2 separate regions of the Homo sapiens genome follow, and region 1 is linked to region 2. A link is a contact called in ENCODE Hi-C or POLR2A ChIA-PET data. All regions are on one chromosome and are shown on one strand. The core of a region is the stretch at or near the end of the contact, and the rest is flanking DNA. Distances in the headings are between cores, read along the strand shown.

What was found. A loop is a pair of places that touch in the nucleus more often than their neighbours do. ChIA-PET counts read pairs that join two places held with the same protein, here RNA polymerase II (POLR2A). Pooled maps may share reads with other maps.
Region 1: POLR2A ChIA-PET joins it to region 2 with 11 read pairs in BJ. The contact joins two enhancer-like sites. A Hi-C loop is called at or near these places in 1 of 50 pooled maps. POLR2A ChIA-PET finds 5 or more read pairs at or near these places in 7 of 52 experiments (A673, BJ, H1 and 4 more).

What each region holds. Positions count from the first base shown.
Region 1 is chr19:44,602,077-44,606,495 of GRCh38, forward strand. No RefSeq gene overlaps it. Among named protein-coding and RNA genes, the nearest start is that of IGSF23, 9.3 kb to the right of the region's middle. Within about 2 kb of position 1,320, at least 2 of the 41 ENCODE cell types and tissues checked have a DNase peak (open chromatin) inside an H3K27ac peak, as active enhancers do.
Region 2 is chr19:44,768,309-44,772,635 of GRCh38, forward strand. No RefSeq gene overlaps it. Among named protein-coding and RNA genes, the nearest start is that of CBLC, 7.4 kb to the right of the region's middle. Within about 2 kb of position 2,428, at least 4 of the 41 ENCODE cell types and tissues checked have a DNase peak (open chromatin) inside an H3K27ac peak, as active enhancers do.

The sequences.
Region 1 (4,419 bases), core at 70-2,569, 170 kb before region 2:
CATGGGTGAATGCTGGCAGCTGTGCCAATAGAAAAGGGCTACCTGGAAGCCAGGTATGTTCAACCTGGAGGCTCCATCTTCCCTTTTGTTTGTTACCACATGTGCGGTTAAAAAAAAAAAAGCAGGCAACATGGCACTGGCCAGGTAGACAACCCATCTGCATAATGAAGCTGGGTGGGGCAGCCAGCTTCTTTGCGCGCTATGCAAACGGCACACTTAGTCCTAACCAGTTCATCATGTGCTATGCAAATGGCACACCTGGTCCGACCAATCTTTCGTGTCCTATGTAAATCAGACACAGCCTCCTCAATCTCATCTATAAAACCTTCTGCATTTCACTGCCAAAGTGGCAACCTATTTTCTCCAGAACCCCTCTCTGTGCAGAGAGCTCTTCTCTTTCTTTCACCTATTAAACTTCCCCTCTTAATCTTACTCTGGTGGTCCATGTCCTAGTTTTCTGTGGCTGTGAGACAGCGAATCTCGGGTATTTACCCCAGGCAATGACACTGTTTCAGTGGTATCTCAAAAAAAATCTAAACGGGTGTGGTGGCTTACGTTTGTAATCCCAACACTTTTGGAGGCCAAGGCAGGCAGATCACTTGAGGTCAGGAGTTCGAGACCAGCCTGGCCAAAATGGCAAAACCCCATCTCTACTAAAAATATAAAAAATTAGCCAGACATTGGTGGCGGGTGCCTGTAATCCCAGCTACTCAAGAGGCTGAGGCAGGAGAATTGCTTGAACCTGGGAGGCAGAGGTTGCAGTGAGCCGAGATCGCAATCACGCCACTGCACTCCAGCCTGGGCAACAGAGCAAGACTCTGTCTCAAAAAAAAAAAAAAAAAAAAAAAGAACCTTAGTCTCCACAACAACTTATCTTATCCCAGACATTCCTTTCTATTGATTCCAGGTCTTGAGATGATAACTTAACTCTTTCAACCAATTGCCAATCAGAAAATCTTTGAATCCATTTATGACCTGTAACCCCTCTGCCCCACTTCAAGTTGTCCCACCTTTCTGGGCTGAATCAGCGTATACCTTACGTGTACTGACTGATGTCTGCCTGTAACTTCTGTCCCCCTAAAATGTACAAAATCAAGCTGTAATCCAACCATCTGGGGCACACATTCTCAGGATTTCCTGAAGCTGTGTCATAGGTCATGGTCCTCACATTTGGCTAAGAATAAATATTTTCAAATATTTTAGAGTTTAGCTTTTTTCATCAACAAATGACATCCTTAGTCCTGGCCAGAAGTCAGAACCAACTGAGAGAGAGAGACAGATCAGCATGTCATCAGTATTTCCTAAGCAATACGCAATATCAGGGAATGTGGCCAAGCTGTGTAGCCCAATGGGTTTGTCATCACCTCCTTTGCTTCCTGTCGCCTCCAATCTAAATATCAACATAGGATGTAAGTTTGGATGCTGGTGATAGATTAAAAATAGCAATGGCTTAAATTCCATAGAAATGAATTTCTCTCTCCTGTAACAGTCCTAGCTGGTATGCAGTTCTGCTTTGTGAGGGTATCATGAGTCTGTGCTCTTCCATCTTGTTCTCTGCTATCCCTATGATGCTGAGCTTGTAAACCAAAAATACAACTCAAAGCCGCCACCTACCACACACCTAAACCATCTGAACGGACTCCCTCCTTGGCCAGGCCACTCCAAATTTAACCTGAAAGACTGGTTCAGCCCATGACGGGTGGGATGGGGGTTGGGGTTGGATGTGCTGAAGCAGGGTTGTTCGTCTTGGGTAATACCCGAGATTCGTTGCCTCAAGCCAATGAAATCAAGGATGTGGACCCACAAGGAGTGAGGTTAGGAGCAGAGGTTTAATAGGTGAAATAAAGAGAAAATTTTGCTGTCTTCTGCAGAGAGAGGGGGGTCCCAAGAGGGTTTTCCGGTCCATGGTGAAGTGCAGGAGGTTTTATAGATGAGTTTGAAAAGGCAGTGTCTGATTTACATAGGGCACAAAATATTGGTCGAACCAGGTGTGCCATTTGTATAGCATGCAAAGAGCTGGTTAGGGTTAGGTGTGCCTTTTGCATAGCTCCTGAAAAAGCTGGCCACCCCACCCCAATCTTTTATTATGCAGATGGGCTGTCTACCTGGCCTGTGCCATGTTGCCTGCTTTTTTTTTACTGTACATGTGGTGACAAAGAAAAGGGAGGATAAAGCCTCCATGTTGAACATACCTGGCCTCCAGGTAGCCCTATTCTATTGGCACAGCTGCCGGCATTCACCCAAGCGAGCCACTACTTTGGTTATCTATGTTTACAGCTCAGTTTTTCAGGATGCTCTTTGTATAAAAGACGTGACTTTGGGGCGGCTTTTTGTTAAAAGGGAAATTCCACCACAGACTCTGTTGCCCTTACTATCTGCCTAAACAATTTCTTTCTAGCTCCTGTATGAGTGCTTCATTATGGCCGCATCCCTTTTGGAGTTCAGGAAAAACAGACCAGCATTTAACATCGACACAGACCTGAAGTCTGATAAGAAACATTTACAATCCATTCTCTCTGAAGGCTGCTACCTGGAGGCTTCATTTGCATCATAAAACTCTGGTCTCCACAACCTCTTATCATAACTCAGACAGTCCTTTCTATTGATAATAACTCTTTCAACCAATTGCCAATAGAAAAATTTTTCAATCGACCTATATGGAAGCCCCTCCCCCACCACTTTCAGTTATCCCACCTTTCTGGACTGAACCGATGTATATCTTAAATGTTTTGATTGATGTCTCGTGTCTCCCTAAAATGTATAAAACAAAGCTACACCCCAAACATCTTGGCCATATGTTTTCAGGGTCACCTGAGGGCTGTGTCATGGGCTATGGTCACTCATATTTAGCTCAGAATAAATCTCTTAAAATATTTTACAGGGCCAGGCACAGTGGCTCATGCCTGTAATCCCAGCACTTTGGGAGGCCAAGGTGGGCAGATCACCTGAGGTCAGGAGTTCGAGACCAGACTGGCCAACATGGTGAAACCCTGTCTCTACTAAAAATACAAAAAACTTAGCTGGGCGTTGTGGTACACCCCTGCAATCCCAGCTACTCGGGAAGCTGAGGCACGAGAATTGCTTGAACCTAGGAGGCGGAGGTTGCAGTGATCCAAGATTGTGCCACTACAGTCCAGCCTGGGTGACAGAGCAAGACTCTGTCTCAAAAAATGTATATATTTTAGAGGGTTTTCATCGACACGCTTGTTCCCAGGGCCCCTAGCGTGTCGCACACTTGTTCCCAGATCCCCCAGCATGTCCCCACTTCCACCTGAAGGTAGGGAAAACAAGAAAGGGAGAACTTTATTGAAGGGCATGACCCAGAAATGGCACACAACTCTTCTGTTCACATACCATTCACCAGAACATGCTCACGTGACTACAGCTGCTGCAAGGAAGGCTGGGAAATTTAGTCTTTATTCCAGGCAACCATTGGCCAAACTTAAACTCCTCTAACTATGAAAGGACTCGTAGATTGGGGAGGCACCACTAGCTTCTCTGCCATATATATTTACAACCCCAATAGTTGCTTCCTCTGCTAAGGCAGGTACATTATCACATAGTAGGAGGAAGCAGACCAAACTGTAGTCGTTCTGGAGACAGGTAAATCCAAAAATGGGAGGAGAGGATCTGAGCCAAGTAAGCTCATTTTCTTCTCCCAGACTCATCAAACTCATAGCAGGGGACAAAAGCCAAAAGTTTTATTCCAACTTCAGATTTCTAACTGGGGCAGTATTAATATTTTAGCTGAGACAAGTTTCTGTTGTATGGGACAGTCCCACCTATTATTGCAGGAGGTTTTGCCCAATAAATGTCACTACTGTTTCATCCTCAGGCATTGTGACAACCAAACTGTAGGAAGATGGGCTGGGCACAGTGGCTCATGCCTATAATCCCGGTGCTTTGGGAGGCTGAGGTGGGAGGATTACTTGAGGCCCTGAGTTCAAAACCAGCCTGAGCAACAAAATGAGATCCCATCTCCACACACACACACAAAATCAAATTGTAGGAAGAGATTTCCAAAACCTCTAGGAGGGGCAGGGGATGCCTTCGACTGGGAAATATAGGGGCATTTGTAACCACACCAGACCAATCTGATTCAACTTTTATGTAACAAAGCTGTAAGTTGTTTTTCAGTTGCCACGGACTCCCAGGTTGAAGGTCCATAACCTAAGCATGCCCAGGTGAACCAAACGTGCAACCTTGACTGAAACCCAAGTACTCAGACTGGGAAGTGAGGATTGAATTAAGAAGTGGACACTGCATGGCGGGATCCAGGATCCAATCACATTGAGCCCTGGCATCACCCCAGGGCACGGTCCAATCAAATCATGCCTCCCCACATCACCTCATTACAAGATCCAATCAGATCATGCCTCCCTGCAAATAATTACAAATGTAGTACGAGAAACACTGAGG
Region 2 (4,327 bases), core at 1,178-3,677:
TGGTGGCACACATCTGTAGTCCCAGCTACTAGGGAGACTGAAGTGGGAGGATTGCTTGAACCTGGGAGGGGGAGGTTGCAGTGAGCCAAGATCGTGCCACTGCACTCCAGCCTGGGTGACAGAAAAATAATAATAATAATTCAATCACTCACCCCTCAACTTCCAAAGCTCCTCATGGGTGACAGTCCCAGCATTCCGGGGACAGCTCTAACGCCAGAAGTCATACCTTCAATGCATTTCTCGGGGCTCCACTCGCTTGTCCTCACCACATTGAGTAAACCCAGAAAGACAGAGGACATCTCTCCTAGATGCGTGTGTGAAATCTGCCAGATTCTAAATGCCTGGGACATTCCAAAAAGTGACTTTAAGAGCATTGGCCGGGCACAGTGGCTCACACCTGTAATCCCAACCCTTTGGGAGGCTGAGGTGGGAGGACAGACTGAGCCCTGGAGTTCAAGACCATCCTGGGCAACATGGGTAGACCCCGGCTCTAACCCCGAACATGGTGGCACGTGCCTGCAGTCCCAGATACTCAGAAGGCTGAGGTGGGAGGATCGCTTAAGCCCAGGAGGTTGAGGCTGCAGTGAGCTGTGACCATGCCACTGCACTCCAGCCTGAGTGACAGCGAGAGACTTTGCCTCAAACACACACACACAGAGTCAGGGGACGGTGGCTTACACCTGTAATCCCAGCACTTTGGGAGGCCAAGGTGAGTGGATTGGCCAGGAGTTCAAGACCAGCCTGGGCAACATGGCAAAATCCCATCTCTACAAAAATTAGCCAGGTATGGTGGCACCCACCAACTTGAGAGGCTGAGGTAGAAGGATTGCTTGAACCCAGAGGCAGAGGTTGCAGTGAGCTGTGATTCAGCCACTGCACTCCAGCCTGGGCGACAGAGGGAGACTGTCTCAAAAAACAAAAAGAAAAAAAAAGAGTGTGAGAGGTAAACAGAACACATCTTTTCTTTTTTTCATTGTTTGTTTGTTTTTTGAGACGGAGTCTCGCTCTGTCGCCCAGGCTGGAGTGCAGTGGCGTGATCTCAGCTCACTGCAAGCTCCGCCTCCTGGGTTCATGCCATTCCCCTGCCTCAGCCTCCCAAGTAGCTGGGACTACAGGCGCCCGCCACCACGCCCGGATAATTTTTTATATTTTTAGTAGAGATGGGGTTTCACCGTGTTAGCCAGGATGGTCTCGATCTCCTGACTTCATGATCCGCCCGCCTCGGCCTCCCAAAGTGCTGGGATTATAGGCATGAGCCACCGCGCAGCCGAACACATCTGTTCTTTAAGTGTGTTTTCAGACCTTCACATAAGCCAGACTTTTACTTTATAGAAAGGGAAACTGTGGCCCAGGGATGGAAGAGACTGACTTGGTGAATCGATAGGTCTGGGATTCCATGATTCACCATAACCAACCGACCAAATCTGTCAGCATTCTTGGGACAACCAGCATCGTGTGCCTCCTGATATCATGTACAGAGAAGGACACAGCATCACTTCTGTAACACTCCTGCCACCAGAATCTAATCACAAGGAAACATCACACAAACCCAAATCAAGGAGACCTTCTCCAAAAGAACTAGCCTATAATCTTCAAAAATGTCAATTCCATGAAAAACAAAGAAAGGCCAAGGAACCGTACCAGACTGAAGGAAACCGAAGAGATGAAAACTTTTTGCTATGACAGATAGTTTGGGGACAGCTGGCAATTTGCATACAGGCTGCACTGTTGGATACTACTGTCACTGAGAAATGTACACTGCTCCTCTGTACTGTGGTGGTGTAAGAGAACGTCCTTACACTTGGAAATGCAACTGAAGCATTTAGAGGCAAAGGGACGTAATGTCTGAAACTATTCTTGCAACTTCTCTGTAACTTTAAAATAATTTCAAAAGAAAAACAAATGATTTCAAAGTAAAAGTCATGGTTTAAGAGTCTGTGATTTTGGCCAGGCGCGGTGGCTCTCGCCTGTAATCCCAGCACTTTGGGAGGCCGAGGCGGGCAGATCACTTGAAGTCAGGAGTTCGAGACCAGCCTGGCCAACATGGTGAAACTCCGTCTCTACTAAAAATACAAAAAATTAGCCAGGTGTGGTGAGATGCGCCTGTAATACCAGCTACTCGGGAGCGTGAGGCACGAGAATCGCTTGAACCCGGGAGGCGGAGGTTGCAGTGACTAGAGTTCGCGCTACTGCACTCCAGCCTGGGCGACAGAGCGAGACTCAGTCTCAAAAAAAAAAAAAAAGAAAAGAAAAGTCTATGGTTTAAGGTTCTGTGTTTCCGAGTATCTCTAAGTCTGTGCATGCATTTGTGGTCAGAGTCTGGGGAGCTGGGGGCGTGAATGGGCTGCTTCAGACACTGCTTTGAGGGTGTGACCAGGACCTGAGGGTGTGGTTAAGGTGTAGGGGTGGGGCTAGGCCCTTGGGGGTGGGACCACAGTCCCAGAGGCGTGGCCAGGGCCTCGAAGGTATGGCCATAGTTTGAGGCGTGGCCGAGAAACTCCGTTCCCAAGGGAGGTGGTAACTCTGTGCTCAGAGCGCCCTCTTGTGGCTATCCTCAGGTCTCCACTTTTTATTCAATAGCTTTATTTCGTTTTATTTTTTTCAACTTTCATTTTAGATTCAGGGAGTACATGTGCAGGCTTGTTACCTGGGTATATTGCATGATGCTGAGGTTTGGGGTACGACTGATCCCGTCACCCAGGTACTGAGCATAGTACCCAACAGTTTTTCAACCCTTGCCCCCTCCCTTCTTCCCTCCCCACTTTAGCAGTCCCCAGTTTCTATTGTTGCCATCTTTATGTCCCTGAGTACTCAACGTTTAGCTCCCACTTACAAGTAAGAATGAGCGGTATTTGGCTTTTTCATCCAGCCTAACTGTTTTATTGAGATATAATGTGTATACCATACAATTTACCTCTTTAAAGTGTACAATTCTGGCCGGGCGCAGTGGCTCATGCCTGTAATCCCACCACTTTGGGAGGCCGAGGTGGGAGAATTACTTGAACTCAGGAGTTCAAGACCAGCCTGGGCAACACAGAGAGACCTCGTCTCTATAAAAATAAAAATAAAATTTTAAAAAGTGTACAATTCAGTGACTTTAGTATATTCACAAAATAGTGCAATTATCACCAGACTTTTTTTTTTTTTTTTTTTTTTGAGATGGAGTCTAGCTCTGTCGCCCAGGCTGGAGTGCAATGGTTCAGTCTCAGCTCACTGCAACCTCTGCCTCCCAGGTTCATGCCATTCTCCTGTCTCAGCCTCCCGAGTAGCTAGGATTACAGGTGCATGCCGCCATGCCCGGCTAATTTTTTATACTTTAGTAGAGACAGGGTTTCACTGTGTTGCCCAGGCTAGTCTCGAACTCCTGAGCTCAAGCAATCCACCTGCCTCAGCATCCCAAAGTGCTGGGATTACAGGCGTGAGCCACCATGCCTGCCTCACCAGATTCTATTTTAAAACAGTTGTTCACCCCAAAAAGAAACCTCATACCCATTAGTAGTCACTCCCTATTTCCCCTCAACACCCTTCCAGCTCTAGACAACCCATAACATACTCTCCCTTTTTTGTATTTTTGGACATAACATAGTTGTACATATTGTGGGGGTACATGTGATGTTTTGATACATGTATACAATGTGCAATGATGAAATCAGGGTAACTGGGATATCCATCACCTCGTTTATCTTTTCTTTGTGTTTAGAACATCACAATTATTCTCTTGTAGCTTTTTTTTTTTTTTTTTTTTTTTTTTGAGATGGAGTCTCGCACCGTCGCCCAGGCTGGAGTGCAGTGGCGCGATCTCAGCTCAATGCAAGCTCCGCCTCCCGAGTTCACGCCATTCTCTGCCTCAGCCTCCAGACTAGCTGGGACTACAGGCGCCCGCCACCAGGCCCGGCTAATTTTTTGTATATTTAGTAGAGACGTGGGTAACACGGTAAGACGTAGTAACACGGGGTTTCACCGTGTTAGCCAGGATGGTCTTGTTCTCCTGACCTCGTGATCCACCCGCCTCTGCCTCCCAAAGTGCTGGGATTACAGGCGTGAGCTACTGCGGCCGGCCCCCCCACCTTTTTTTTTTTTTTTGAGATGGAATCTTGCTCTGTCACCCAAGTTGGAGTGCAACGGCACTATCTCAGCTCACTGAAACCTCCACCTCCCGGGATCAAGAGATTCTCCTGCCTTAGCCTCCCGAGTAGCTGGGATTACAGGCGCATCTCACTGCGGCTGGCTAATTTTTGTTTTTTAGTAGAGAGGGGGTTTTACCATGTTGCCCAGGCTGGTCTCGAACTCCTGACCTCAGGTGATCTGCCTGCCCTGGCCTCCCAAA